2 separate regions of the Homo sapiens genome follow, and region 1 is linked to region 2. Evidence: chromatin loops called from intact Hi-C (ENCODE). Cell type or tissue: heart left ventricle. All regions are shown on one strand. Links, peaks and the distances in the headings refer to the core of each region. The heading gives the core; the rest is flanking DNA.

The links. Hi-C counts contacts between places; a loop is a spot of excess contacts. Peaks named below come from ENCODE experiments on the same cell type or tissue, not always from the same donor. Only the 100,000 strongest peaks of a DNase experiment are listed, where the experiment ranks them.
Region 1: a loop joins it to region 2, with 8 times the contacts of the local background. A loop is called at or near these places in 7 of 110 quality-filtered maps.

Annotation. Positions count from the first base shown.
Region 1 is chr10:116,620,497-116,636,800 of GRCh38, reverse strand. It overlaps the pseudogene PNLIPRP2. Among named protein-coding and RNA genes, the nearest start is that of PNLIPRP1, 38 kb to the right of the region's middle. RefSeq lists an enhancer at 1,463-2,662. In heart left ventricle, for the core only: a CTCF peak has its summit at 9,241; no DNase peak of the experiment used is centred there; H3K4me3 peaks cover 399 bases; H3K27me3 peaks cover 3,373 bases.
Region 2 is chr10:117,170,704-117,187,007 of GRCh38, reverse strand. No RefSeq gene overlaps it. Among named protein-coding and RNA genes, the nearest start is that of MIR3663HG, 9.8 kb to the right of the region's middle. RefSeq lists an enhancer at 11,710-11,889. In heart left ventricle, for the core only: CTCF peaks have their summits at 10,870 (motif pointing right) and 11,965 (motif pointing right); DNase peaks (open chromatin) are centred at 10,887, 11,497 and 11,957; H3K4me3 peaks cover 1,064 bases; H3K27me3 peaks cover 5,708 bases.

The DNA.
Region 1 (16,304 bases), core at 5,635-13,634, 550 kb after region 2:
AAGGGAAACACTTACTCTAGTGGAAAAAAAAAACCATAATTTGTCTGTTAGTCAATCAATTCAGCTTCCTTCCTATGTCTATCTACCTATCTACCCATCACCCACCCAACCATCCACCTTTCATTTACCTATGCAACCATCCATCTACTCATCCATCCCTTATCCATCCTTTCATCTACCCATCCATCCATTCTCATACCTATCCACTAATCCATCCATTCCTGCATCTATCTACCCATGCACCCATGCATCCATGTGTCCATCCATTCTCTCATCTACCCACTGACTCATGCACTCCTGCATCTATCTACCCATGCACCCATGCATCCATGCTTCCACCCTTGGAATTGTGCATAGAACTGTGCTAGGCCCTGCAGAGTATCCAAATAAGTGCCTCAAAAACTTGGAATATAGTTGGGAAAACAAGTCATATCCAGGAAGCAGTAAAATTAAAATATGAATGGGGTATGAAATATAATATATGTAGGGAGAAGTGGGAGAGATGGCAAGTTATTTCAAAAGAAGTGAGGAAGGGAAGGTCCAGGACCATTTTCACTTTAATGTGAATTATTTCTCCAGACTTGTTGATTCTTATTTGTTGCTTCTCAAATGATAGTTCTTTAATTAGGCGCAGAGGAGGCAACTTGCTGTCTTTGAATCAGGGATTTGATTGCTTTATGCCACAGTGTCATTGTCCTCTGCTTTTTGACCTCATGCCACATCCAAAATGCATGATGTGTAGAGCTGTTTTGTGATTTGGTAGGAATCAGACAAATACTGGAGGCCATGTTGTTATCCATGACCCAACAAGAACTAGCACAGTGAAGCCTTCTCACTGAACACTCACAGACCTTGGAGATCAAATACGATGTCCTTTTGACCTCAGTTCAACCCAAGAATGTCAAGGTTAAAATTAGTTTTGAAAGGACAAAATGTGAGTTTAAACATCTTAACCAAGTAATTAAAGTTTAAGTCATCAAATAATGAATGAATTTATGTCATCAAATAATAAGTGAACATTAAATGAATCTCTTTAGTTGTAATACACTGAGAAGGACCTGCTATTACTCACTGAAGCACCGCCTAAAAAATCAAACAATTTCAGAGAGTGAGATATCCTGCCAAATACCTGGTCTGAAAGCCTCATAACTGGCAAGTCTTCAAAGACCAAGAAAAAATGGGAAGCTGTTCTTGACTAAAGGTGACTAAAGAGACAACAAAATAATTGCAATGCGAAAAAAAAAAAAAAAAAAAAGAAGAAGAAGGGAAGGAAAGAAAGAAGGCAGGCAAACAGATACAGCTCTAGAGGGCATTATTTGGATAACTGGAGAAGCTTGAATATGTACTATATATTAGAAAATATTAGTGTATCAAAGATACATTTCTTGAATGTTATTCTATAGGAGAAGGATCTTGTTTTTAAGAGATGGAGGCTAAAGTTTTTATAAGTAACATGTCATAATGTCTTTAATTTACTTTCACATAATTTAGAAAAAGTATACATACACACACATATATAAAATATTAGCAACTGGTGCATCTAAGTGACAGGTGTACAGTATTCATCATTATTCTTCTTTCACCTTCTTTGCAAATTGGAAATTTTTCTAAATGAACAACTGGGGACCCTAGTAAGGGCCCAGCACAGTCAGGTCTGTGCCTTCCCCCTCCAGCCCACCCTGCTGCCTGGGGGAAGATGGCTTTGTGAGGTGCAGAATTTCCATTACCTCCCTGCATTAGTTGCAGAGTTACATCTCTTTCTTCTGTTCTAAGCCACAGGAACACAAAAACACCCCAAACAGGGCCAGCAACATCTTCCTCAGCCTCCTGGGGTAACCTACCTCCTGAAACTCATCGTAGGAGGCACAGGGATAGCCCAGGAAGCCATCAGGGTTGAGGACGCTGCTTGAGTAATACTCGAAGCTTCTTAGGTGATTGCAAGACACAAAGCCACCAATTCCTGAAAAAAACAAAGGTCCCGGGAGCTCAAAGGAGGCCTTTCACTTTTAAGTGTGAACAACTCATTCTGACTAAGGAAGAATCACCTGCACATTTCACCGATGGGTGTCGGCTCCTGAATATCTTGGGGCATTTGCTGAGCAGGGACCTACTCAGGGCTAGGTGACTGTGGAGGAGTGACATGTCCTGACAAGCACCTTTGTCCACTCTTCCAGGGGCCAGGCATGTAACACAAATGAATGAGGAGGGCTGGGGGCTGGGAATAGGGTGGGGTGGTGAGGGAGAGAGAGAGAGAGAGAAAGTGATAGAGAGAGGCAGACAGAGGCAGTTGGTCGGGGGAGAGAGAGAGAGTCAGAGAGAGACGAGAGAGTCGGTGGGGGAGAGAGAGACAGAGAGTTGGTAAGGGAAGAGAGAGAGACAGAGACAGAGAGTCAGAGAGAGATAGAGAGAGTTGAGGGGGAGAGAAAGAGAGAGCATCAGAGAGAGACAGAGAGTTGGTGGGGGGAGAGAGAGAGACAGAGAGTCAGAGAGGGACAGAGAGCCGGTGGAGGGGGAGACAGAGAGACAGAGACAGAGAGAGAAATGGAGAGAGAAAAAGAAACACAAAAAGAGATAGTGATGAGAAAGAGAGAGATTCAGAAAGACAGAGAGAGAGGATAGATAGACAGAGGAGAGATGCAGAGACAGAGGAGAGAGACATAGAGAGGGTATACGTGTGTGTGTATATATATAGTATATATACACACATACGCTATGATATATACAAGTGTGTGTATGTATATATATACACACACATATATATGTATATATGTATATATATACACACACATATATGTATATATGTATATATATACATACTATATATGTATATATGTATATACACATACTATATATGTGTATATACGTATATACACATACTATATATGTGTATATACGTATATACACATACATATATGTGTATATACGTATATATACACATACTATATATGTGTATATATGTATATATACACATACTATATATGTGTATATATGTATATATACACATACTATATATGTGTATATATGTATATATACACATACTATATATGTGTATATATGTATATATACACATACTATATATGTATATATGTATATATATGTGTGTATATATGTATATATACACATACATATATGTATATATGTATATATATGTATATATACACATACATACAGAGAGAGAGAGAGAGACTAAGAGAAGATAGCAATAGCTGTAAAAAGGGCCCCTCTAACCCTACACAGTCTAGCCAGGTGTCACATGTTCAAAGCCCCAAATCGCCTGGTCCTCTGATTTTTTCATAAGAAGCCAGGATCTCCACTTCTACCTGAAAACCTTCGCATGCGTGAGTGAAGGCAGCGCATCCCCATCTTAAAAACAGTTACCATGCCGGCCCATCCAATGCTGCTGCAGACCGCATCCTATCCCTGTGAGGATCCCTGTGAGGACATACCGGGCAGGCCTTCCCCATCAACCAGGCTTTTTGATTCTTCCTCTTTGCTATGCAGGGCACAAGGTAAAAGCGGTGATGGCAAGGTGGCCATGGCCTCTGGCCACTCTCTTACTGCATTTTATTTATCATCCTTTTCTTTAGAAAAAGTCCGGAAAGGTGTTTTTTCATTTCTCTGGCTACTTGGTAGAAAACTTCCCATGGAGAAATGCACAGTGACCCTGGCACACCTGCGGACCACTCCTGGGGGGTCTGCGGGGCTTTATTGCCACCCACTGAGAAAGGAACACTTCCCTTTGTGCCCAGGGTGGCTTCGTACTCCACGGCTCCCGGCCCTCGGCCCAGCGACTTCTAGCTGAAGCCACGTTCCCTGTGCCCACACTGGTGCTCATCACTGGACAACAGAACCTGTTTCAAACTTAATTGTTTCTTTCATCCAAAATTGCTGCCCTGGGACCCCATAATGGAGGAGAAAGTGGATTTAATTATTCCTCAGTGCCCACTGCCTGGATGACTCGGAGCTTGACACAATAGAAACACACTCCAGTGCTCATGGGCTTGTTCACTCGACATTGCTTCTCTAATTAAACCTGGACTCGTTCCTATTATGTGTGCCTTGCTCATCGTTTGTGGGAGGGGGCAGCTATTATTGTGACTCTGGTGTGCTTTCAGGGAGCCTGGAATGGTCACATCTCCCCAGGAGTTACCTGAGAGGGCAAAAGCTCCGTTTATTTGCCGGTGGATGCTGGCGATCGCTTTATCGACTCTGCTCTTTGACATTAAGCACATGGAATATTAAAATGCCACACAAGGCTACTCAACTCAATTTAAAAGTATATTTCGTGCCTGCTTTGGATGAGGCCCTGAGCAGGGTACTGGAGTGTCTGAAATGTGCAAAACATAGTCCTTGGCCTTGGGGAACTCCCAGCTCAGAAAAATAGACTAAAATTATCACAGGCCCAAAACCTCTCTTTTCAGGGAGGAGAGTGAAGCCTGGTGTCAGGGGAGGGGCAACAGGAATCAAAAAAGGCCAGAGCAAGGGGCAGCAAATCAGATGGGGCTATGAGGTCGCCTAATGGCAGGGCATGGGCCGTGCTCTCTCAGATGAACAGAAATGTACACAGCTGGCCAGCAGCCACCATGGGTCTCCCAGACCTCCAGGCCTCCCCCTCCTACACGTGTACCCCAAACCCACAGAGCACATCCCTCCTTTGTCTTCTTCTCAGCAAAGTCCCCTTCCATTTCTAGCACCCAACAACAGCAACCAGCAAGCAAGTCAAGGCCTTCAAATCTTGGCCTATGTCCTGCAGTTCTTCAAGGAGCAGGTGCTGCAGGTAGGATAGGTGGTCAAAGCCAGAGCCAACATGCCAGCCAAGCCGCTGTCCCAGGATGCCGACAACAGGGAGATACACAGGCTGGGGCATGAGCTCAGGGCTTTATAGTTAGAAATTGGGCTTAGATATAGAGCGGCCTTGAATGAGCTATGTAACTTTTTTTATATATATATTTCGAGACAGTCTCACTCCGTCACCCAGGCTGGTGCAGTGGTGCTATCTCGGCTCACCGCAACCTCCACCTCCTGGGTTCAAGTGACTCTCATATCTTAGCCTCCTGAGTAGCTAGGACTACAGGCGCATGCCATCACATTCAACTAATTTTTGTGTTTTTAGTAGAGATGGGGTTTCACTATGTTGGCCAGGCTGTCCTTGAACTCCTGACCTCAAGTGATCTGCCTACCTCAGCCTCCCAAAGTGCTGGGATTATAGGCATGAGCCACCACGCCCAATTGAGTTATGTAATTTTTCGGATCCTCAGTTTTTGGATCTGCAAACTGGAACTAATCAGAGTAACTATCTCATTGCATTGCTGTGAAAATGCCTGGCACATTTTCACAACACTCCATAAACGGTGGCAAATGTCAGCATTATGAAGGCCAGACCATGCATTCTGCTTTCTCCCCGAACAGAGCAATTGCTGTCTTACTTCTTTAATTTACATACCTTCCCATATTCCATCAATATCAGTAATGGTTGAAAGGACATTTTTCTTACATCCGGGCATTTCCTTTCCTCCATTTGGAAAGAAATCCAGATGGCCCACCTTTTGGCTCATTCCGAAACCTAAAATATTTGAAGCAGAGATGAGCGGCGAGGTGACTGGTGCCAAAGTTAGGGTGTGGCCACAGCAAGACCCTTTTTGGCAAATTCTCCCTTTATCACAGCTACCACTGCCTCTAGCTCTGCAGAAAGTTCTCAAAGATGGGTGCTTGGCAAGATGAGGACGGAGGAGAGGGCAGAGGAAGTGAGATGAGGGGGAGGCTGAGCTTTGGGTGAGTGAGACACATACATTTGGATGTGCATCTGTGTGTCTCGGAGAGTCTTGGACCATATTGATATGCCCTGCTACCATTATGCACCAGTAGACCTATCAAGACTGGTGCAATTTGTATTACTTTACTCATTTTAAAATTTTGATGTCTACATTATATTGTTATGTGGAGACTACATAACATTATATTGTTATATTGTGAGCCGTAGCATATGGCTAGGCTCTTTGGCTTTCAAAGCATATGAACCCGTGATCAAATCCTGGTTTTACTTACAGATTTTGTGATCTGGGTCAATTACTTAACCTAATTGAGCCTCAGTTCCTCAGCCATGAAATGGTGGTAATAAAGCCCACTTTTTAGAGTGTTACAGAATTGACAAGCTAATGTATGCAAAATGTTCAGTGTAGCACATGGTAAACACTAAGTAAGTGATAACATCATCATCATCATCATCAAAAACATACCCTTTATTGGCAAGTTTCATGAGTGGCTATATAAGAAAATATTGAAAAAAAAACACTGATTTTAGAAGAATTAAAGAATGGGATAAAGTTGCCAACAAAACAAAGTGTAACCAAAGCTTTGACTGAAGAAGTAAGAAAAATATTCAAAAATTAACTTCGTATTTTGCAAGTACAGGTCAAGTTTTAAGAATGAATACATCTGCCCCACTAGTTACTGGTAGATTGGGGAAGGATGCAGAGTTTGAAGATTGATTGACAACCTTTCATAGACTACAGAAGGGTTTTTGTTTAACCCAGGGCTGCACGCTGATTCCACTGGCATTGAACTAGCTATTTATTTGGGACTGGTACCCATTTTGACTGGTTGGTGCCCAAGCCATTCCTGTAGCTATTTCAAATGGCCTCCCCTGCTGTGTGTGTATGTATGTGTGAGAGGGGATATCTGGACCCAATGTCATTAGCTGTAGCACAGGTCAGCAGGAGATGGGATTGAGGAACTCACCTAGGGAAGGAACTATGGGAGAAGAATCTGTGTGAATCACATCCACAAACACGGCGTCAGATGGATCCAACCGAACCTCCTCAGGTTCATCCTGGAAGCACGGCCCTGCTGGATCCAGCCCTGAAAGGGAGAAGGTAGGCAGGCTGGACTCTTAAGAACTGGGATTTAAAGCCAGTACTGGCAGACTAAGCATGAGGATTCCTCCTACCCCAGCAGCTATGGTTCTGGGGATTGGGTCTGCAGTTCTTGGTCTGCCTGGGAGAGAGAGTCTGGGACAGAAAGGCTGGGAATGGGGTCATTGCCTGTGGATGAACATTCAGAAATACCCAGTGCCTGGCTCCGTGGAGGATCTGGGTAGCCTCCGTACACCCCTTCTTTCCCTTTTTCTTTTTGTCCTCACACATTACCATTTGGCCACTGCTCTCAGAGACTGCAAGACCCCAGGCCTTACCCAGCTGCTAGCATCTACTCCTTTGTTTGGCTCACGCCATTCTCCAGCCTGCTGTGCTCTTTCCCACATTCTTCCTTTATCTAAATCTTTCTCCTCCAAACCCAGCTCACACACCACCTCCTCATGGTTAAATGGAAAATCTAACCCCTCTCCTTTCTCAGCCCATTCCATCCACTTTGTATTATGCTGTCCCCAGGTCATCTTCAGAGAGAAACAGAGCGTGGGAGGAGGGGGCACACAGTGGCCTGTATTCTTGCCCTAGTTCTACTCCAGGTCAAATGTCTGCCCTCTCTGAGCTTCTGTATCCTTATCGGGAAAGCAGGAATAATGACAACCCCTACCTTACAGAGTCGTTGTGAAACCCTCATGAAGAGATGTAAGAGAAGGGACTTTGCAAACTGCAAAATTCTACATAAACACAAACCAATACCCCCTCATCCTTCACCCAGTGCCTTGGGCAAAGGGACGCTCATTAAATGTTGATGTGAACTGTTTGGTGAAGTTACAAACTGATTTGGCTGCACAAAATTAAGTTATTTGTGTCTTTGCCTTATATGCATTCAGTTTAGTGCTTCATTCATTCATTCAGTATTTACTGAGCGCCTTCTATATGGCAGGTCTCAGTGTGCATTTGCATTTTCTGTCTTTGCCTGGCGCAGTAGAGACATTCAAACAATTACGTGGAACTGACGAATTTTTAAAACCATCTCACATTTTTTCTTTTACTTTGCCATACTCTGAAAATAATAGCTCTTAAGTCATGGATTTAATGTGCTAGTTAAATCTTTCTCCTTTTCTTTTCTTTCTTTCTTTTTTTTTTTTTTTTTTTTTTTTTTTGTTTTTTGAGGTGGAGTCTCGCTCTGTCGCCCAGGCTGGAGTGCAGTGGCACGGTCTCCGCTCACTGCAAGCTCCGCCTTCCGGGTTCATGCCATTCTCCTGCCTCAGCCTCTCGAGTAGCTGGGACTACAGGTGCCCCCCACCACACCCGGCTAATTTTTTGTATTTTTAGTAGAGACAGGGTTTCACCTTGTTAGCCAGGATGGTCTGGATCTCCTGACCTCGTGATCCACCCACCTCGGCCTCCCAAAGTGCTGGGATTACAGGCGTGAGCCACTGCGCCCGGCCTCACTTTTCTCCTTCCCTCCCCTCCCTCCCTCTCTCTCTCTCTCTCTCTTTCTTTCTTTCTTTCCTTGCCTCCTTTCCTTCTTTTCTTTCCTCCTTTCTCTTTTTTTTTTTTTGAGATACAGTCTCCCTTTATTACCCAGGGTGGAGTGCAGTGGAGCTATCACAGCTCCCTGCAGCCTGGAACACCTAGGCTCAAGCAGTCCTCCCACCTGGGCCTTTCGAGTAGCTGGGACTACAGGCAGAGCCATCACCCCTGGCCAACTTTAAAAATTTTTTATAGAGACAAGGTTTCACCATGTTGCCAAACTGGTCTTGAACTCCTGGCCTCAAGCGATTCTCTCGCCTCAGCCTACAAAAGTGCTGGGATTACAGGTGTGAGCCAGTGGCCCAGCCTTTGTTTTAAAAAATGAATGCATTTTTATTTTTAATTATCTATTTTCTAATACACATTATGGAAAATTATTTTTAAATTTAAGGCCGGTCATCACAAAAAATCGGGTCCCCAGGAGGACCATCAGGGGCGCCCTTCGCCGTCGGAAAGGCGCTGGCCGAGGCTTCCGAGGTGCGCACCCGGGGGCCTGGGACTCCGGCCCGGGGCCCCGCGACCCCTACCTGTGATCCTGCCCACGCGGCCCCCCAGCCTCCTGCCCGCCTCCGCGGCCGTGTGCGCGCCCAGGCTGTGGCCGATGACATGCACGTCCTCAAGGCTGTACCCTAGCTGCGTCTGCGGAGGGATAGCGTGTCAGGTCCCACAGCACCGCGTGGGGACCCGCTGGTCTGAGAGCGGGGCGCCGGGCCCTGCCAGGGATGGGGGCAGGACCCGGGCTCGAGCACGCCGCCTGGGGCAGGGCGACCCCGCTTCCTATTTGCAGCCTGCGAGTCCCGCAGGCCGGCTCGTGCGCGGGGCAACAGTGCTGACCAGCGGCCACCACGCCAACTGCAGGCCACCTGGGCGGGCGTGGCACACGGCCTGCCGCCCGGGACTGCCCCACCCCCAGCTCCCTTTCCTCGTCCCTGCCAGGGGTATGGCCTGTCTGGGCAAGCACGGGTAGAGTGGGCCCTATCTCTGGCTCCCCCCGCCCCCTCCCGATAGATCCTGCAGAAAGGTCCAGGGCCTTCCCTCGTGGGCTGGCGAAGGATGAAAACTCATCTTCTGCACTGGGAGCTGCGGGGCAGCCCAGCCTGCTCTCTGACCCTTGCAGAACAGCCTGCAAGGAAGGTCTATTTCAAAAGGGGAAACCAAGGCTTAGTTTGCCTCAGGCCCCACAGCTAGACAGTGATAGGGCAAGGTGTCTTCAGGACAGCAGGCAAAGAGGAAGGTTGCAGAGCTTCATCTTGGGAATTGCCCTTCTTGATTGCAATCTGGGCTACTAGCTGCCGGCCCCTACCCATGCCCACGGGTCCCCAGGCTGCCTCTCCATGCCACGTGGTACCTCCCTGCCCCTCTCTGACCCCTACCCACAGGACAGGGCCCAGGCAGGGTTTTACCGACAGTGCTTGTATTAAGAAAGCTGTCTCCGCCCCAACAACCCGAATGTTTTGCACGGCTTGGGTGTACATTGCCCGGGACCCGTGCCTCCAGTCCACACAGATGCAGTTCACCTTCTCCACTTCAAACATTTTCTGGGGAAGACAAACAAGGGAGAGAAATCAATTTATAAACAGCCCCCAGGTGCACACCCCAGAGATAGGCATTCACGTCTGTCAAACACCTAGCCCATGCCAGAGCTTTGATGTTCTTATACCTGCCATAACGTCACCCTCACTGCAGTGCTATGGACTGGACATGCTAGTACCCGCTTAACAGATATGGAAACTGAACCCTGGAATGGGTGAGTGACGTGTCTGAGGTCTCACACATCGTTAGGAACACAACCAGGTTAAAAAGACCACTTACTAAATCAGGTGTGAGCAGACTACTACTACTCAATAACATGTCAAATTCAGCTCCTCGTTTGCACCAGCCACATTTCAAGTGCTGAATAACTTATGTGGCCAGTGGCTTCTGATTTGGACAGTGCATATATAGAACACCTTCATCACTGCAGAACATTCTATTGGATAGCGGTGCTTTAGAGGGTAAAATTTAAGTGTTTTTAACATCACAAAGGGGTTTTACATAAGTCCTCAGGGATAAATGCCCAGCAGTTTGCTGCAGTCTCCACCTCGAGACTTTTTGACTGAACTCTGGGTGTCTTCAGCCTCATAGGAGATTGTTGGCTAGAAATTGGTAGGTAGAGAGAGCTTGGTAATGGATGCCCTTTGGAACTGGGCTTTCCTCGGTGGTTTTAAAAAGGACCCATCTCTCTCTGAAGTATTTCTTTTCCCAGTCTAAGGGAAACTGGGGGTACAGTGTTTGAATCTGTGTGTTGGGTGCTGGTCTCACCAGGGAGTGGCCAAGTGGTAGGGCCCTACCTTGCACATGTCCGATGGCCAGCTGTCCTCCGCCTTGTCTAAGAAGCCATGGATGATGAAGCGTGTCTTGCGGTCCAGTTGGAAGTTTGAAGCCTCAATGGTGTCTGGTTCCGTGCCAGTGATTAGCTGGTTTAATTTAAAAAGATTAATTTGAATGTTGCCCTTTCCAAGCCACGAGTCTATTAGAGCCAGTTTCAGAATTGATATCACAGCTTCAATGCCCACAAAGCTGGGTCAGACTAGAAGGAGCTCCTGACCTGGGGTTGTGGATAGATTTCAGAAAGTCCAAATTCACAGACTTTCTATTTTAGTTAATCCTTAATCCATATCTAGCATTTCAGTTAATCACAAAACTAGACAATAAACCACAGTGGTATTAGCAACACCTGTGACTCTGTCCCCGGTAGAAGTCACAGGTATTTTCAGGTCATAATGTAATTATTGCAGATATCTAAAAATATCATTTATACTCATTAATATTTTAAATTATAGTAGTTATTAGACCAACCCCTAGATCTTGTTATTTAATGATATATAAAAAGCACATATATGACTATATCACATATTTATATATTTAAATGTTTTGGTAATTATTTTTCAATATAATTCGTTTCTTTTGTAATCCAATATATTTTATTTCTGCATTTAAAAACATTGACCTGGCCGGGCACGGTGGCTCACGCCTGTAATACCAGCACTTTGGGAGGCTGAGGCAGGCGGATCACAAGGTCAGGAGATCGAAACCATCCTGGCTAACACGGTGAAACCCCGTCTCTACTAAAATTAGCTGGGTGTGGTGGTAGACACCTGTAGTCCCAGCTACTCAGGAGGCTGAGGCGGGAGAATGGCATGAACCCAGAAGGCAGAGCTTGCAGTGAGCCGAGATCGCGCCACTGCACTCCAGCCTGGGTGACAGAGCAAGACTCTGTCTCAAAAAAAACAAACAAACCAACAAAAAACAACAACAACAAAAAATTGACCTAAGAAGGGGCCTTTAGGCTTCTTCCAGGTGGCCAGAGAGGTTCCTGGCACAGAAAAGGTGAGGAACCCCTGGACCAGAAGCTTAAGTGTGGGAGCAAATTCAGTTCAGTGGAGCTGTGAGACTTTGGAATGCACTTCTAAATTGCCACAGGCTGCTCGACCCCCTTCTACCAACCCCTACAGATGAGACGCCAGAAGATGCCACCAACCTCTACAGATGAGATGCCAGAAGATGCCACCAACCCCTACAGATGAGACGCACCGTAACCATGTCCAAGCCGACTCTGGGCTGGGGGCACTAAGAAGGCTGGTCTGTCAGATAGAGTCCCACAGTGGGTGACCTCAGAAACCTATTGACAGCACCTGGCTCCCTAAACTCTGTCAGGGACCAGAGCTGTGAGCTGCTGGATTCTCAGCAATGTCTTTCTTGAAACTGTCTCCTGGTCACTTCTGACACTCTGGAGCAAGTCTGATCTGCTTCTGATGGGCAGACCTGCTGAAAACTGGAGGTTGCTCCAGAGGACCTCATCTTTTATCTATTGTGGCTACATGTCCCCTCTCCCCTACCTGTCTCCTAGCTCTTCAGGAAGAATTTACACCCACCCCCACCCCCAATGCCCAAGAGGCTTCTCCCCCTCCACTCTCCTGTGTAGAAACGAGGCAGACTTTCCGGTGGCTACACCAGGCCTGGGCTTCTCCATAAATGCTGCTCATAGTCCCTTCCTCCCAGGGAACAAGGCATTTACGCTGGGGTAGCCCCTGAAGTTCTCTGCACCAGTGTGTGTGAATGTGTAAGTTTCTGGGTTAGGCATCAGTAGATTTCATCAGATACTCAGGTGTTTATGATCCTGAGAGCTACGCCTTGGATTCTATGCCTTGGAGTTTCTGGAAAATTCCAGGGCAGTGACTTATGCCCTAGACAGCCATGCAAAGACTCCACTGTGGCGGCCCAAATACACCCACCATGCAGCGCTTACATGCCTGCTCTTACTTGGAAGTTGTTTGGATTTTCATTTGTGTACAGAAGAAAGCGGGTGTCAATGTCCTCGGGGGACCAGGGAAGTAATTTTACAGGTCGCTGAAGGGTTCCTGCCCATGGTTTTTCATCAGAAAAGCAGCCAAGTTGTCCGTAGCAGACCTCTTTTCCTAGGGTGAGCCACAAACAGGACATGTGTGAACTTCTGGAAAGAAGCAACGTCATATCCATACAGGAAAACTCTGCAGGACAGAGCCCAGGTTTGGCTAAGGCCAGTGCTGGTCTTTATCTTTGCCATCATTTTCCAAACCTCTGGGATGATAAGAATCACCTGGGGGCTGCGGCGTCGCGGGGTGGGAAGGGCGGGTGGGGGCAGGCGGCAGTATGGGGAACAGGTGTATTGTACATACACATTCATAGGTCCCTCCCTCAGAGATTCTGGTTCAGAGGGTCTGGGGTGGGGTCCTAGAAACACATATTCAGTAAGTGCCCCTTACCATTAGGCAAATTGGGGAATTGCTGATGCATAGGTTGGTGCAAAATAATTGCGGTTTTTGCCATTACTTTCAATGGTAAAAACCACAGTTACTTTTGCACCAACCTAATACAAACTGCTGCCTTAAAACCACCTCTTTCAGGAAACTTGCAGCTGACTCTTTACATGTAAGCATCAAATAGTGAGTATTTATCGAGTGCCTACAAACTCTGTAGCACAGAGTTGCTACTTTGTCTTGACATCTCTATTACACACAGCATAGGCCGTGCCCACACCAATTCACATGTCTTCATGTCATCCTTTTATGCACATTTTTTTGAAAGGGTGATTCTCTGCCGTTTCATATTTTCTCTTTTGCTCTTTGAAAAAGTAAGTTTCTTAAGAACAGGAATGACTTGTGTATCACACTACGTGTAGTAGAGACTCAATACATGTAATCCATGATCCAAGTAACCACATCTAAGTCTGAGAGTACTTTCTGTGTCCATGACATAAACATGATCACAGGATATGGTCACTACGGGTGACATAATTCCAACCCAAAGGATTATAATGGGTCCTTTCTCTTATGCTTCCTCAACTCCTGTACTGATGATGCCAAATATTGGTGAATCATTAAAAAAATGCATAATAGTTTATATTTGTTTACTATGTGCCAGATACCATGTTAGTACTTTACTGGTATAGTATCATTTAAGCCTGAAAACACAAATATGGAATTAGTATTATCTCCATTTTACTGCTGAGGAAACCAAGGCACAGAGAGACAAGGTAAGCTACCTGAGGTCACAGCTAGTGGTGGAGGCAGGATTTGAACCCAAGAAGTTTAACTGGGAATAAAGCTAGAACTTGAGGGGACACAAAGATAAATGAGATATGAACCCTGTCCTGAAAGGGAGGAGCTCTAATAGGGAAGCAATACTGATGGCGTTGAATTCATTCCAGGAAGAGGGTGCACCCTTGGAGGTGGACTCTAGGAGGCTTAAGCAATGTTTGCCCCAGGGGAAAGGTAGCTGGTTAAATGAAGGGGCTCGAATGCAAGACACCTGGGCTCTCTTAAGTGGAGAGCAGGAAAGTGTTGGAAGGTGTGAGTTGGTGAGGTTGAGGGGAGGTGGTGGTGGCAGTGGCAATGCTGTGCTTCCACAGGCAGTCCTGTGTTTTTGGGACTCGAGTACAGGGGGCTGAAAAGCAGAAAAGCCTGAGAAGGCTGGGGGCAGGGAAGTGAGAGTGAGGCTTGAGGCTTGAGGCTTGGCCCTGATAGGGCTTCTTGCAACTCGGGAAGACCAGGAAGCTGGGCAAGAAGGAAGGCCCTAGGAGGAGAGAGATGAGGAGAGAGCCTGGCGTGAGCCTTGGGGAATGTCCACATTTGGGGCAGGAGGAGGCTGCAGGTCAGCAAAGGAGATGAAGAGGGGTTGTATGGCCGGAGGAGCAGTCGCACCCACCCCGGTCTCTGCCGTCAGGAGCCTGGCCTTAATTCATGGCCAGGATGGAAGGAGAGGCCAAGAGTGGGCTGGCGGGGTTGAGAAGACAAGGGGGAAGAGTCACAAGGCAGAAGAAAGCCCCCACAGGGACCCAAGGAGACCATGTCTCCTACAGCAGGACTTGGGGGACCAAATTGGGCAGTGAGGTATTCTGGCAGGAGAGGAGGTGAGGCAGCCCCCACGGAGAGGGAAAGACTCCCGGAGGAAGCACGCCTGTGAAGGCGTAGGCAGATGGGAAGTCAGCAGGCTGGGGCTCAGGGGGCTCCAAAAGAAACGGAGGTGATTTGTGTTTTAGGATAAGTAGAACTTGAATATCTGTATCTCCTCTGGACAGAACCAGGTCGGGGGAACAAACTGGAGAGACAGAAACGGTGACTCTGAGAAGAGGACACGTGGGCTTGATGGCAGAAAGGCAGGCTTGCCTGGCAGGACTGGGCTTTCTTGGGAGAGGGCACATCCACATGACTTTGGTCTGCAGGCAAGGACAAGGGCATTGGGATCAGGTGGGAACACCACACCCTCCACTTGTCTCCCAGCCGTGAGAGTCTTTGCAGGAAGAAGGTGGCCAAGTAGGAGGGTTACGGGAGATACTCTGTGTCCGGCACGTTGCCCTGTGTCTGCCTGAGAGTCAACACTCTCTGAGTGGCACAATTGTTTTCTCCAAGTAACGATAATGCTCTTCATAATCATTATAATAATTATTAATATACCTCTAGCTGCCTCACCAAAGGCCAGCCCAGGCATGTCACTTTCTCCCTAAAGGAATGGTGACAGCATCCTCACCTCTGACTGTGGCCAGCAGGAGAAGGCCGAGGGTCCAAGGGGGCAGCATCTACATGGATGGAAACACAGACACACACAGACCCATGCGCACAGTGAGGCTGGCAGGGGCAGGACCCAGCTGGGTCAGGAGCCCGGGTCACAAGGACAGTGAGTAGAACAGACGCCCCGCAACCCGGGCCCCACAGGGCTCTCCCTTGAGGTGGGGACCCTGAGGCTGAGTCCTCCCAGTGCACAGGGAGTTAGACAGCAGCACACTAGGACCCTGGACTCAGGGGCTCCACTGTGGTGGCTTCCCCGCCTCTGGGCCACGTCCCTCTTGTAGCCTGGGCTGCCCCCGCCCTGCCAAATCCCCTGCTCACATGGGGCCCTGACTTACCATGCTGCACCAGAGCTTCCACTCACAGCCCAGCAGGTTGGCTGTGGCCTTTTATAACCAGGCTTTATCCTTTGGACTCCTTAGAGGAAAGGCCGGGGCAGGATAGATAAGGCACTGCACGTGGGCGCTTTGAACCTAACTTATCGTAAACACATAAAACCAACTCAACCCTGGGAGCAGCAATGTTTATTAAGTAAGATTCAAGGAAAGGAAAACCAACTTTGGGAAGGGAAAGAGCTCTGTTAATCTGAGTTTACAGGTTTAGTTGCCAAGAGATTGTGTTCCCAAAGTGGTAACAGGGAAACATCATGCCGCGCATAGCATCTCTGGAACAAAATCCCTTTGGACACATGATCCCCCAAACCCATCGTGTCGTCCTGTTGCTCTTGACAGATTGTGCGGGCCTAGGAAGTCAGGAGACTTGTTGCTCAGTGGAACTGACTGTTTTTGAAGACAGACACCTTACTTACTTTGGGGGTGGG
Region 2 (16,304 bases), core at 7,702-15,701:
CAGCAGTGACTAACGTTGCAGTCACTGATTTAATTTGGTCCATGTGGGCACCTGGCTGTGGTAGCCTTTGAAGCTTCCTAAGGTAGCCTTGATGAGCAGTCAAGGATGAGAACCACTGGTCCAGTGGGGTCCTTGGCTGAAACCATAACCCATCAATTTTATTGCTAGCACATTTTGAGAGTGTTCTAAGCTAAACACTTTACATGTATGATGTAATTTTCTACCTTGCTAAGGAGGTTATTATTTCCATTTTACTGATGAAGAGATTGAGGCTCAGAGAGGTTAAGTAACTTGCCCAAGGTCACATGGCCAGTAAACAGCAGAAGCGTACGCTGGGGAGATTACCCAGAAACTCTGTTCCTTTCTGTCCTTCCAACATCCTACTTACTCATGGCTGTACAGCTCCTCCTTGATCTGACTTAGCTTGAAAGATCATTTTGTACCAAGAAGTTGGTTGGTCCCAAACAAAGGTTTTCCAGGAAACCCCTAGTCTTCTAATACCCCTCAGTGAAAGCAACAGAAAGGCCCCAAACCAAATCAGTTGATCAATTGTTTCCTTTCCTAGACCCAGGCTCTGACTTATCCTCCCAAACAGTGGCTCCCAACGTTTTTGGCACCAGGGACCAGTTTCGTGGAAGAAAATTTTCCCATGGGCCACAGAGGGGATGGTTTTGGGATGATTCAAGCATGTTACATTCATTGTGCCCTTTATTTCTATTAATATTACATTGTAATATATGATGAAATAGTTATACAACTTATAATGTAGAATCAGTGGGAGCCCTGAGCTTGTTTTCCTGCAACTAGACAGTCCCATCTGGGGGTGATGGGAGATAGTGACAGATCACCAGGCATTAGATTCTCATAAGGAGCAGGCAACCTAGATCCCTTGCATGCACAGTTCACAATAGGGTTTGTGCTCCTATGAGAATGTAATGCCACCTCTGACCTGACAGGAGGCAGAGCTCAGGCAGTAATGTGAGCAATGGGGAGTGGCTGTAGATGGAGACAAAGCTTTGCTTGCTCACCCGCTGCTCACCCCCTGCGCCCTGTTCCTAACAGTACCAGTCCATTGCCTGGGGGTTGGGGACCCCTGCTCCAGAACCCTGCCTGTGTTTATTAGGGAGAAGTTAGAAAGTTCTTTGATCTGGCCAGGCGTGGTGGTTCACGTATGTAATCCCAGCACTTTGGGAGGCTGAGGTGGGCAGATCATGATATCAGGAGATCGAGACCATCCTGGCTAACACAGTGAAACCCCGTCTCTACTAAAAATACAAAAATTAGCCGGGCGTGGTGGCGGGTGCCTGTAGTCCCAGCTACTCAGGAGGCTGAGGCAGGAGAATGGTGTGAACCCGGGAGGCGGAGCTTGCAGTCAGCCGAGATCGCGCCACTGCACTCTAGCCTGAGTGACGGAGTGAGACTCCATCTCGAGAAAATAAGAATAAAAAGTTTTTTTGATCCTATGTAAGCCGTGGAACTGTGCCTCCTCTATGGCGGTGGTTCCCCTCAGGCCAGGCCCAAGGCCAGCATTGGGCCTGCTCCAAGGGCTCACCAGTCCCTCAGACTTCCCAGAGGAGAACGTCTAGCCTTGACCACCATCTGTCACCAGATTGAGCACAGTGCTGCTCAAGGCTTTCTGTCTCCACCATCTGAGAGGAAGATGAGGCTGCAATGTACAGGCTCCTCAGGGCCATTCATAAGATGGAAATCTGGGATGCCTGCCACATAGGCCCTGAAAAATGACACTTGATTTTTATCCAAAAACCAAACCAAAAACCAGAACGAACAACCCATGCAAAAACTCCAAAAGGCTGTTGTGGTGGAATGAGAAGAAAGAAGACCTGGCCTCCAAGACCAGGCTCTGCCACTACCTAGCTGTGCAGCCTTGGGCAAATTGCTTAGCCTCTCTGAGCTTGTATCTCTTTCTGTAAAATAGCTATGATGACACCCATCTCAAAAGCTTGTCTTAACTTGCTTAGCACAAGGACTAGCATATCCGAAGTCCAAATACATGATTGCTCATTCATTACTTTTGCCAGCATGGTGGCCTGCACTCATTATGTGTTTGTTGGTTGTGTTTCAAAAGTATCCTAAGAAAAAACTGAATAGGTATGGTTTTGTCATAATATGGATCAAAGACGTTTGCGGCTTGCCTGAAAACCCTGACATGATCTTAATAACTTAGGTCACAAGTAAACAATTTATTACCATGACAAGCACAAGCCACAGCTACCACTTATTGAACACATACTGGGTGCCAGGAGATATGCTAGTGCTCCACATGCATTATCTCATTTAATCTTCACAGTAAATGAAGAATTGAATGCATCAGACCTCAGTAGAGGAAATAATCTACTCTGGGTGTTTCAGCAGGAAGGGATTTAAAATGGGATACTATGTGCTTTCAAACACTGCAAAGCCCAAAGGAGCAGGTTCTCAGCTGGTCCTGCAGGCTCGACACCCAGAACAGTGCAGACCTGGTTCTCCAGGAGAGCTGCTACCTCAGAGGCTGGCGCTGGAACCACTGAGTTTACGAGGACACGCAGCGGTAGCGGCAGCGGCAGCGGCAGCGCAGTCAGGAGGCTGGAGAACATGTCTTGTGTCTTGAAGCACAGTCCTGAAGAAGCACCTTACCTCTGTGACCCCGCTTGCCAGCAGAGAAATGTCCCAAAGGGATGGGAAAAACATCTTTACTGCACTTCTGCTTTCCAAATCTTGCAGAAAGACATCTACTTTGAATCCAAAACCTAATTGCATTTGTTGTCTAGAATCTAATCTAATTTGCATCCAGAATCCTAACAGCTAAGGAGACTGGGAAATACAGTACTTAAATTTCCAGCCTCTACTGGAAAGAATGGTATGCATCTTGAGTAAGTCAGTAGTGCCATAGATGCCATTGTTATTCCCATTTTAGAGAGGAGGAAATGGACTCTGAGACTAGGACAGGTCATCTTTGCCCTGAGTGAATGAGCAAATCCATTCAATGGCTGGGGGAAGTCACTGAACAATCAATTTTGACCTCAAGTTCAAATCACTTCCTCAGATCCAACTTTATCAGCAATAAAGCTGATGTAGGGCCCCTCTTCAACATGTGTGTCTATTTCCCAATTGGTGTGGAACCTGTAGGAGGGAAGGGATGGGACTTTCAAACCTCAAAATTCTAGAATAAAAATAGCCACCACCGCCAGAACAAGAAGTGTCGTACCCTTTGGACTTAGACAGTGCTTTAAAGTTCCTAAGGCATTTTACATGTATTTTATCTTTAAGTTCTCCTCACTCTGTCCTCCTCCAACCAGGATAATTAACAGCAGGCTGCAGGAAGTCATTTCTAGAAGGAGAATTTATTAAAGCCCTTGCCAAAGGCTCAGAGATGTGAGTTTCCATCAGCAAGGGTAGTGATTTCAGCGGCCATCTTAGGATGTCCTGTTTCCTTTGGTGGGATTATGGTCAGTTGTGCCCTCAAGATCAGTTCTTCCCTTCTTCCTGTGCAACGGACATCTGCTAGAGGCTACAGCTGGCAGCTGACTTTGTGGCTGGGTGTGGCTATGACAAAGTGGTCATCAACTGGATGTAACAGAAGTGGTGTTTGCCTTTACACCTCACTGGCTTAAAAGAAAATTGATTGACCTGGACTTCCTCTCTTTCCCTTTTCCTTGAGCTAGAACAGAGGTGTGCCTGAGATTCCAGTCTTACCATACAGATGAAGATAATGCCTGAGACTCACCTGGAAGGCTTGGTCAGATAGCTGGGTCCCACCCCTAGTGTTTCCAATTCAGTAGGTCTGGCATGGGGCCTGGGAACTTCCATTTCTGACAAGTTCCAAGATGATGTTCATGCTATCAGTCCAGGGACCACACTTGGAAAAACCACTGCCCTGGAACATAAAAGGGAAACAAATGGAAGACCCTGGACTTAATGGCTGGGTCGAGCAGAGCTGCCCCCAAACTGGAACTGCTGCTTCTGGACATCAGCAAGAGACCAATCAACTTCTATTTCTTTTAAGCCACTTGTGATGGTTAATTTTATGTGTCAACTTGACTGAACCATAGGATGTACAGATAGCTGGCACCACATGATTTCTGGGAGTGTCTGTGTGGATGTTTCTGGAAGAGATTAGCATTTGAACCAGTAGATTGAGTAAAGAAGGTCTGCTTTCACCAATGCAGGCAGGCATCATCCAATCTATTGAAGGCCTGCATTGAACAAAAAAGTGGCAGAAGGGCAAACTTGCTCTCATTTTGATTGGGGGCATCCTTCTTCTGATCAGAACCCTGGAGCATCAGAACTCTGAATTCTTGGGTCTAAAGACTGTGGGACTTACACCAGTGGTCCCCCAGTCTCTGAGGCCGTCAGCCTCGGACTGAGAGTTACAACACCAGCGGCTCTGGTTTTCAGCCTTTGGACGCAGACTGAATTACACCACTGGCTTTTCTGGGTCTCCAGCTTGCAGACAGCATATTGGGGGACTTCTAGTCCCCATAATAGAGTGAGCTAATCTCGACAATAAATCTCCTCTTCTATGGCTTTATATATCCCATTGGTTCTGTTTTTCTGAAGAACCCTGGCTACCCCACCTTATATATATGGTCCTCTTTGTGAAAGCATATATATATATATATATATATATATATGTCCTCTTTGTGAAAGAAACTTCCCTTTTGCCCCATCCAGCACCCTGGGTGATTGTCTAGGCAAGGAATAGGAGCCAGAGGCTGACTTTCGGCCAGTGATTGATTTAAAGTCCAATTAATTATTCCTAATTTAAAGTCTAATTAATCATTAGGTCCTGCAAGACTTTTTTTTTTTTTTTTTTTTTTTTTTTTTGAGATGGAGCCTCGCTCTGTCACACAGGCTGGAGTGCAGTGGAATGATCTCAGCTTACCACAACCTCTGCCTCTTGGGTTCAAGTGATCCTCCTATCTCAGCCTCCTGAGTAGCTGGGATTACAGATGCCTGCCACCACACCCAGCTAATTTTTGTATTTTTGGTGGAGATGGGGTTTCACCATGTTGACCAGGCAGGTCTCGAACTCCTGATCTCAGGTGATCCACCCTCCTCGGCCTCCCAAAGTGCTGGGATTACAGGCGTGAGCCATCACGCCTGGCTGGCAGTTTCTTCCAAAACTAAATATACTCTTAACTATATAATCCAACAATCATGCTTGTGCGTGTGTGTGTGTGTGTGTGTATGTGTGTGTGATGGAGTCTCTCTCTGTGGCCCAGGCTGGATGGAGCACAGTGGCACAATCTCAACTCACTGCAATCTCCACCTCCTGGGTTCCAGCAATTCCTGTGCCTCAGCCTCCCAAGTAGTTGGGACTGCAGGCATGTGCCACCACACCTGGCTAATTTTTGTATTTTTAATAAAGATGGGTTTTCACCATGTTGATCAGGCTGATCTCGAACTCTTGACCTGAAGTGATCCACCCTCCTCGGCCTCCCAAAGTGCTGGGATTACAGGCTTGAGCCACCACGCCTGGCTGGCAGTTTCTTCCAAAACTAAATATACTCTTAACTGTATAATCCAACAATCATGCTTGTGCGCGCGTGTGTGTGTATGTGTGTGTGATGGAGTCTCTCTCTGTGGCCCAGGCTGGAGCACAGTGGCACAATCTCAACTCACTGCAATCTCCACCTCCTGGGTTCCAGCAATTCTTGTGCCTCAGCCTCCCAAGTAGTTGGGACTGCAGGCATCTGCCACCACACCTGGCTAATTTTTGTATTTTTAATAAAGATGGGTTTTCACAATGTTGGTCAGGTTGATCTCGAACTCTTGACCTGAAGTGATCCACCCGCCTCAGCCTCCCAAAGTGCTGGGATTATAGGCATGAGCCACAGCGCCTGGCATGCTTCTTGGTATTTACTCAAATGAGTTGAACATGTGTCCACACACAAACCTGCACATGGGTATTTGTAGCAACTTTATGCATAATTGCCAAAACTTGAAAGCAACCAAAGTGTCTTTCAGCAGCTGAATGAATAAATAAGCTGTGGTACATCCAGACAATGGAATATTATTCAGCATTCAAAAGAAATGAGCCATCAAGCCATAAAAAGACATGAAGGAAACTTAAATGAATGTTACTAGTAGCCAATCCAAAAGGCTACTTACTACATGATACCAACCATATGACATTCTAGAAAAGGCAAAACTGTGGAGACAGTAAAGATATCAGTGATTTCCAGGAGTTAGTGGGGATGGGCGTGGAGATAAACAGATCACAGAATTTTTAGGGCAATGAAACTACTCTATATGATATTATAATGGTGGGTACATGTCATTACACGTTTATGCAAACTCATAGAATCTGCAACACCAAGAGTGAACTTTAATGTAAACTGCAGACTTTGAGTGATAATGATGTCAATGTAGGTTCATTGATTGAACAAATGTACCACTCAAGTGTGGGATGTTGATAGTGGGGAAGTTTTGCATGCATTGAGGTATGGGTATATGTCAACTCTGTGCTTTCTGCTCAACTTTGCTGGGAACCTAAAACTGCTCTTTAAAAATGAAGTCTAGTTTTTAAAAAAATAGCTTACTGGATACATTTGACTGAAAATTGAACACAATAGAAGGCAGAATTAATGAACTCAAAGACAGTCATTTGCTCAGTCAAGATGAAGAAACAAAAATCAGATTTATCCTCCCACCTGAAAAAAAAAGTTAAATTATATGAAGCAACGGTTTTTTGAAAAACTGGACATCAAGCAACAAAGGACAGTGACCCCTGAAACAAGGGGAAATCCTAAGGTTGTCGCAGCTTACTGCCTTCAGTTTCCAGGTGTGGCACAGGGATGGGGAACCATGGCAGAGCTGGGTGAGAAGAATGAGCTGAGAATCTGAAGAAACCCGGACAGCTAAGATTACCAGGACAGAGAGGACAAGAGAGAAGTAAATGTTTAAAGTGGGTGGGTGATTGGTGTTTGATAAATGTTAGTTTACCTTCCCTCCTTTCCAAAGTCTTTGCATTCTGAAAGGCATCTTTCAAAGAGGCAGAACTTTCAGCTTTCAGAATGGTTTTTAGAGATGGAACAACTTTTTTTTTTTCTTGAGATGGAGTCTCACTCTGTCGCCCAGGCTGGAGTGCAATGGCACAATCTCGGCTCACTGCAACCTCCTCCTCCAGGGTTCAAGCGATTCTCCTGCCTCAGCCTCCCGAGTAGCTGGGATTACAGGTGCATGCCACTACACCTGGCTAATTTTTGTTTTTTTTTGTTTTGTTTTGTTTTTTAGTAGAAACAGGGTTTCACCATGTTGACCAGGCTGGTCTCGAACTTCTGACCTCAGGTGATCTGCCTGTCTCAGCCTCCCAAAGTGCTGGGATTACAGGCGTGAGCCACTGCACCCGGCAGAAATGGAATGAACTTCTGATGTCTCAGTTCACCAGGAGAAAAGACCTTTCTGAGCAGAGGCCAGGTCCTTTCACCAGGTCTGAGATCACATCAGGGAGGCAGCCAGCTGCTCCTGACACTGAGCAAGTCTGCACACAAGCGCTTCCCTTCGACCCTGCAGAAGAGGCCCCGTAGACCAGTTAGTTGCGTCTGAAAAGGAAACATGGAGTCTCATTGAAATCTCTGAACAGCTTAGATTCATTCTTCTCTGAAATCTGAATTTTTAATAGAAAGTTCCAGCCATTCAGAAGGTGAGCAGAGGCCCAAACACTGCAAGAACACATCTCCTGCTGGCGATTTCTCCAGCCTGCTGTCCATTTCTGAGAATGTTCCGCGAGGTGAATAATTTATGCCACTTATTGATTCATGGTCCTTAAAAGGCTGAGGTTAAAGGAGACTGAAGGTTTCCACTGAGTGGGAGCCCAGCTTCCCTGAAGGCATTTCTTGCAGATGCTTGGCTGCTCCACACTTGGGCGTGGGGGATCGCTAACTAAAAATATCCCACAGTACAAAGTCTTTTGTATGAAGATCATGAATGTCTTTGATAAAATGTAAATATGTCGGAGAAAAGGTAAATTAAGCATTTAAATTACAGCTAAGAAACCTCATTGGGAGTTGGGGGGAAGATGACCGTCCCCAATCCTTTAATCCTTGCCTGTAAGAGAATGATACGGCCACACCCTCTGCCATGTGACTGCAGTGCTGCCTGATAGAGCTGGTGAGTATTGTACACCCAGAAAATCTGAGACAGGTCTCAGTTAATTTGGAAAGTTAAAATAAGGTTGAGGGTGCGCCCGTGACAGTCTCAGGAAGTCCTGATGACATGTGCCCAAGGTGGTTGGGACACAACTTGGTTTTATACATTTTAGGGAGATATGAGACATCAATCAATACATGTAAGAAGTACATTGGTTCAGTCTGGAAAGGCAGGACAATTGGAAACAAAGGCAGGAAGACCTGAAGCAGGAAGGAGGCTTCCAGGTCATAGGTAGATGAGAGAAAATGGTGGCATTCTTTTGAATTTCTGATGAGCCTTTCCAAAGGAGGCAATCAGATATGCATCTATCTCAGTGAGCAGAGGGATAACTTTGAATAGAATGGGAGGCAGGTGTGCCCTAAGCAGTTTCCAGCTTGAGTTTTTCTTTTAGCTTAGTGATTTTGGGGTCCCAAGATACTTTTCTTTCACAGTATTAACATGGCCTCTCCATTAAAATTTGGTTTGGTCACGTGACTTGTTTTAGCCAGTGAAATAGCCGTGATGGCAGCCAAGGTTTTGAATGTGTTTGCATGGATTGGTTTAGCCCCTCGGGCTTCTGTTATGCACCATAAGAAGAGCATTTTCTGGGAGCTGTTGTTCCTAGACACCTGGTGCCCAGAGGCCCCAGGAACCCCATCTGAAGCAAAGCCAAACCAGCCAGCCCACAAACCTGTGGCAGATACCAGAGAATCAACAAGGAGGTGTGATGTGGTTTGGATGTTTGTCCCTCTCAAGTCTCATGTTGATGTGATTCTCAATCCCTTATGAATGGTTTAGCACCGTCCCTTCGATGATGAGGGAGTTCTCGCTGTTAGTCCACATGAGATCTGGTTGTTTAAAACTGGTGGGGCCTCCTCCGTCATTCTCTTGCTTCCACTTTTTCCATGTGATACACATAACCCCCCTTTGCCTTCCACCATAATTGGAGGCTTCCCAACGCCCTCCCCAGAAGCAGATGCCAGCACCATGCCTCCCATACATTCTGCAGATCCAAGAGCCAATTAAACCTCTTTTCTTTCTAAGTTACCCAGCCTCGGGTATTCTTAATAGCAACACAAGAATGGCCTAATTCAAGGTGTTAGGAATTGGCATATCCTGGAGGACACTGTCATCCATCCCCTCTTAATGACCCTTCACTCTAAAGAGCACTTTCAGCCGGGCAAGGTGGCTTATGCTTCTAATCCCAGCACTTTGGGAGGCTGATCACTTGAGCTCAGGAGTTCAAGACCAGCCTGGCCAACATGGCAAGACCCCGTCTCAACTAAAAATACAAAAAAGATAGCTGGGCATGGTGGTGGCGTGTGCCTGTAGTCCCAGCTACTCAGGAGGCTGAGGTGGGAGGATCACTTGAGCCCAGGGGCAGAGGCTGCAGTGAGCCGAGATGGTGCCACTGGACTCCAGCCTGGAGAGAACTCCTATATGACCCAGAAATTCCGCTCCTAGATACATACCCACAAGAATTGAGAACAGGAACTCAAATACTTGTATATGAATGTTCATAGCAGTATTGTTCACAATTGCCAAAAAGTAGAAACAACCCAAATGTCTATCAGTGGACGAATGGAAAAACAAAATGTGGAATATACACGTAACAGAATATTATTCAACCATAAAAAGGAATGAAGTATTGTTACATGTCACGATGTGTATGAACCTCAAAAGCCTTATGTTAAGTGAAAGAAACAAACACAAATGGACAGAAAGTATATGTATTTCTATTACATACCCAAAATAGGTAAACCCATACAGACAGAAAGCAAATTGGTGTCTGCCAGGTGCATGAAGTATTGGGAATGGGGTCTACCTGCATCCTGGGTACAGGGTTTTATTCTGGAGTGACAAAAAATATTTGGCCGGGCATGGTGGCTCACGTCTGTAATCCCAGCACTTTGGGAGACAGAAACAGGCGGATCACCTGAGGTTGAGATTTCGAGACCAGCCTGACCAACATGGAGAAACCCCGTCTCTAATAAAAATACAAAAAAATTAGCCGGGCGTGGTGGCATGCGCCTATAATCCCAGCTACTCGGGAGGCTGAGGCAGGAGAATTGCTTGAACCTGGGAGGCAGAGGTTGTGGAGAGCTGAGATCATGCCACTGCACTCCAGCCTGGGCAACAAGAGCGAAACTCTTTCTCAAAAGATACATATATCTATATTTTGGACCTAGATAGAGGTGATGGTTTACGTAACATAGTCAATGTACTAAATGCCACTGAATTATTCACTTAAAACGGTTAATTTTGTGTTATGTAAACTTTACTTCAATAAAAACAAAAGAGAAAAGATTATGTCCATACAAATGGGGTGTTTAATAACCAGAAATACCATATGGACTTAGTGTCATCTCCTCTATCAATGAATCCGCTCTGGAGTAGGAGCATACTAGGTCTCAGAAGCTTGCAAATTTTATTCTTTTTTTTTTAACCGCCTCACTCCGCTCCCAAGAAGCTTGCAAATTTTAATCTGAGTTAATTTGCAAGTGGATTTGGGTAATCTGGCTCTAGATCCACTTAGAGGGTGCCTGTAAATAACTGTCTTGAGGGCAGGGGAAAGGCATTATGGCATCAAGCAGATAAAGCCTCTGATCTAGTTACAGTTCCTTCCAGGGATGAATAAAGCTTTGGGGACATTATCCAACCGCTTTATAAACCCAAGTTTATAAGGCCTGAACCCTCAAGCCCTTGAATTCCTTGTCACCACCTACAAATTTAGATGAGTTGCCGCAAGGGGGCAGTGGTGTCCAGGCGATGACCTCCCATGTTGCGCAAATTCGTAGAAATACTGAGTTTCAGATTCTCGAGTTTCTCTCGTTGAAAGCGGTAGCAATTATCCCCAGTCCACTTAACAAGCCAACAGCCATTTAGAAAATATGTATGTATATTAAAGAAAATACTGGATCTGGAAAAAGATCTTTCGAAAACATCATGTCCAACCAGGGTTATTATACAGAAACTGGGTTGAGAGAGGGCAGTAATTGGCCCAGAGCCACGGAGCCAGGCCTGGAACCCAGGTCTCGTATATTCACGTCCCATGCTCTCGGTGCTGCAGCCTCCTGCTCCCCTGAGCCTTTCTCCGGCGTTCAGCACAAGCCATGCCTGCGTGGTGACATGAGCACCTGTCTTTGTTGTTCCTACAGCACAGTTCCCGTCCCATTTCACCGCTGCCTCCAAATTCCCACCCCAGCTGCGCCACGTCTCTCAAGCAGAGCTGGCGATCCGAGAGCAGTGACTGGGGACGAGTGTCCACGCGGGGCTGACGAACTGTCAAAGCCGCCACCATCTGTCAAGACCTATGAGGACGCACACAGCACGGGCAGGCGGGCAGGAGAAGTGGCGGACGCAGTCGGCCACCCAGCATCAGCTCCGGAGGCGCGCTGCTTCACCTGGTGACCTGTCCCCGGCCTACGGGTCTCCAGGAAGCACTCCAGTCCCTGCCAGATGCTAGCGGGAAGGCAGGAGGGGGCGCCGTCCCAGCACCCCGGAAGCTGCCAATCTGCTTGCGGGGCTGAGACCGATCTAGGAAAGGGTAAGCAAAGATGCACGCGCCTGGGCGGCACGCAGCGGATTTCCAAGTCGTCTGCACAGATCATTGACCCCGCAGGACACGTGCGCATGTTGGCAGGGCCGACTCCGGAGGAATTCCAACTCTTCTGAATCTGCCACCTTGCAGAGGGGACAGCTGACCCTTCGCCCCATCTCTGAAAGGGCCAAGGATCTTTCCTCTCATTGCTTCCTACTGAATGCCCAGGATGCCTCGGTGTTGCCTACCTTCCGCAAAATCCTCAGGGCTGGATCGTTTTCGGAAACTGCCACCAGAGGGAGCTCCAACAATAGAGCTGGATTTTGCTTCCTCCCAGCTCATAAAGGAAGTCGGGGGCGGGGGAAATGCTGTTCTCTGCCACCAGCAGGTGCAAAGATCAGTTTAAAACGCCCAAGATTGTAACTTCACTACTAATTCGTGAAAAGCATATGGTGGAATAATGCTGGATCTGCAGAGTGACAGAATAGCTGTCCTCCACCGTGAGTTTCCCTCATTTCAGACTCAAATACTTCAGACCCAAATGATCTCCAAATCAGAACTCCTGCCTCTGCATTCAGTCTGTAGTGTTCTCTCCAGAGGACTGAATCCTAGCACCCTCGCTCCCCTCCCCTCCTCTGCCAGGCTTTACAGCCTCCGGAACTGCCCTTTCAACCAGAACAGAGCCCAGACTGTCACCTCGAACATCAGAGGAGTCCCAGCCCCATTCCTGAGTGCCCCTCTTCCCCCAGCTGCCCTGTGAACAGTGATAAGAGCTGTGACTGTGTTCTCCAGGCACTGAAATTAAAGTCAGAACCACTCCGGCTATAGATTCCATGTGCCGCTTCTTACTGCAGACCCTCATCTCGGTTTGGGATGGGGATGTGGGCAGTGTGTTTTGCTGCCAGGATGAAGTGGTTCAATTCTCCTAGAAGGAGATGCAGCAGTCACGTCCAAAAGCATGACAAAGCCCACCTAAGATGACCTGTATCTTAGAATAGTCTGAATTCATGAGGCTTCCGTCCTCATGTGAATATGTCACTAGCACTTGTTCCTTCTTCTGGGGGTATACTCAGCCAGCAATTTCCTTCTTTAAGTTTGGAGACAGTTGTAAAGAGGGGAGAACCCTTGGGCTCATGGGCCTTTAGTTTTCATGCAAAATCTAAGACCTCACCTAGTGGGGGAGGCAGAGAGAATTGGCCCTGACTTTCAGGTTTGGGGGTTCAGCACAGATCACTGTTGTGGGATCCAGACATTCCTGCACCCAGGAGATGTGCAAGGACAAGCATGAGAAAAACTGCATCTGGCCAGGCACAGTGGCTCACGCCTGTAATCCCAGCACTGTGGGAGGCCAAGGCAGGTGGATCACCTGATGTCAGGAGTTCAAGACCAGCCTGGCCAACATGGTGAAACCCCGTCTCCACTAAAAATACAAAAATTAGCCAAGCATAGTAGCACATGTTTGTAATCCCAGCTACTCAGAGGTTGAGGCAGCAGAATTGCTTGAACCTGGTGGAGGTTGCAGTGAGCCGAGATCGCACCACTGCACTCCAGCCTAAGCAACAGAGCCTTGGGGGAGAAAAAAAAGAAAAACAATGTATCTGAGGCGTGCGTGACTACTGGGTAACGGCAGCCATTCCTGGGGATGTCTGGAAAGGCTTCAGAGGGCAGGCAGACCTGAGTTCCTCCTGCCCTCTACCAAGAGATGACTGCAGCCTCCAGCCTGGCCTGCACTGGCAGGCACCTTCAAGAGGGACGACAGGACCAACAGGGAGCTGCTGCTGTCCCCCAGGCCTCCCCTGCTCAGGTCTCATTTGCCATTCATGACTTGTAGCTGAGATGGGTGGAAGGCGCCCTCTGAGGCATCTGGGTTCAAAACTCTGAATGAAGAGAGCACTTGCATTCTCTTTCTTCTCATGCATGGTCAAAAATGCAGACTCTGTCCAAGATGGTGCACACTCAGGGTTTTGGTTCAGGGATGATCAAGCCCCTTCATCAGTGATTTTCATCCTCATGTCAGCTAGTGCCTCCTCTGAAATGGCCTAGAGCCTTCATGCCATTGCCTCTGCCTTCCCCAGCATCCCCATTTCACAGGGCAGCTTGAGGAAGAGGGGCAATGAGGAACAGGGCTGAGACTCCTCTGATGTTTGTGGTGACAGTCTGGCTCGGTTCTAGTTGGAAGGGCAGTTCCTGAGGCTGTTAGTTCCAGACCAGCCTGGCCAACATGGCAAAACCCCGTTTCTACTAAAAATATAAAAAGTAGCCGGGTGTGGGGGTGCACACCTGTAATCCCAGCTACTCAGGAGGCTGAGGCAGGAGAACTGCTTGAACCCAGGAAGCAGAGATTGCAGTGAGCCAAGATAGCGCCACTGCACTCCAGCCTGGGGACAGAGTGAGACTCCGAAAATAAAAATAAAAATAAAAATGTGCACATTCTGTTATTCATGTGTGCATTTTAAAAAAAATGGCCTTATCAAGGATGAGGGTTTTGGCATTTGTGCAAAGCCTGAGGTTTTAGGAAAATGTCGTTGATGAACTGACGCTGGCAAGACTCTCCATTTACAGTAACCTGTGACTAGAAATGTCTCACGTTGGGAGAAAAATGAGGAATCCGGGAGAATAAGTGTCATGGTGGGTTTATGTGGGGCATTTTCTTCTTTGTCCAACACCTCAGATCTGCAACCAAACCAGCAAAAGCTAGTACGTCTCAGGAAAAACTTCTGCTTGTTACCGAGCTTCCTGGAAAATTGCATTTGGAGAGCTATGAAGGCTTGGCTGTGAGTAATTTGTTTTTTAAATAGCTCTGTTAGTTGGTCCACATTGTGTTTTTCATTCCACCAGAGCCGAAGGTGGTGTTTCTTTTGTTTATGGTATTAGTGTTATATTATTGGTGATCTCATTGTTCTTGTTTGTGACATGTTTACCTCAGTAGGACAGTTATTGTAGGAGGGAAGTCGGGAGCCAGTCTACCCACCAAACCTGCAGAACTAAAGAAAAAGACTCCAATCTGTCCCGCAGGGTGCATATTACTCCTTTCTTGGATTGTTAAATTCTAATTATAGGCTGTTGATCCCCATTAGAACCATTTGTAAGCCTAAACACTGTTGTGCAGCATCTTTTGCCAATAGGTGTGTTTCATTCCAATCGTTGTATAAAACATAACATTCGTGCTTTTGGGGGACTACAACAGGTTAGTGTTCTCTGGCAAAGTTGGACAAGAAATAGTCAAAATATGACTCAAAACTAAGATAGTGCAAACAAAAGTACACTTTGCCTTGATGTTTATTTATTAGGGATTTCTGAAACCCTAGGACACTAGAGCTCACCTTTCAGATCTCAGACCTCAGATGCCACATCGTCAAGGAAGCTCTCCTGGACTGCCCACTTCCACATTCCTGGGACAGCAGAGATCTCCCCCAGCCCTGCCTGGCACTTGACACAGTGGATCATTTCACAGGACTGGGGGATTAGTTAACTGTCTTTCCACTAGATGGAAAGTTTCAGAGGAATCCTGTCGGGATTACCGATGCCTAGTATGATGCTTAGCACACAGTAGGCATTTAATAAATGTGTTGTGTAGTGCCTGTGTACTGTTTTATTTGGGAATCTTCAGAAGGTAAGAAAAGCAAATGGATACATTCATAATAAGTATGAGATGTGGAGAGCAAGCAAGTCCGTAGATTATAAGACGTAAGCAAAATTCATAGTATGTGTTAAGTAGAAGAGGGGATGAATAAGATGGAGCTGTGAGACTCAGGAAGAACTCACAGAATTCACATGGATAATGAGTAAATCAATAACCTGTGGGAGATGTTGAAGACAGATACAATAAGTGGAACATATAATAGAACAAACCAGAGTGCTATGGACCAATAGAGAGACATTAAAAGACCAAGTTGTAAGATACATTCATGCTACATCAGGGCTGACAGCTATCTGATTCCCAAAATCAGCCACTCATCCATCGGTGACACCCATTATGGTCCCAGTTGTGTTCTGCCCAAGAAGCACAGATAAACAGAGAGAGCTGTTCAGGAGGCTAATGGATGCTCCTGCTGTGGCCAGGAGAACTTGCCCCTGGCTCTCCAATAGCAAAAGCGTGTATCGTTGCCTCGGGCACCTTCTTTCTGTTGGGTCCCTTCACTCATCCTCAATTATGGTCCTTGTAACCACATCATTAAGAAAGAAAGTTAATATGGGTGGGAGGGATATGGGTGGGAGGCAATATGTGAACATTGCATATTAAATGGCCCAGGATTCAGGAAGGGGACTTCCCACCTGCTTCTGTGGTATATGTGTTAACCTACCCCATCTCTTTCCTCTTGCTTCTCATTGTGTGTTTAAAATTTATTCAACAATCTGTATGATTCAAGTATCTTAACTAGATCTTTCTATTGTATTACCTCCAGAATAGTTTGCCTGGTAGCGCAATAGTTTGCCTGGAGATTAATTTCCTATACAACATATTGAAATAGTGCATTGTGAATTGGCTACTATGACTGCTGATTAGGGTGAGGGTTAGGGTTAAACCAGTTTCTGAATCTAGCTACTCCCCCCTACCATAAAAACCACTTGCATTCAACAATTAGCCATTGCATTAAGTGCTAAAGATACAATGATGAGAAAACAGCCATGA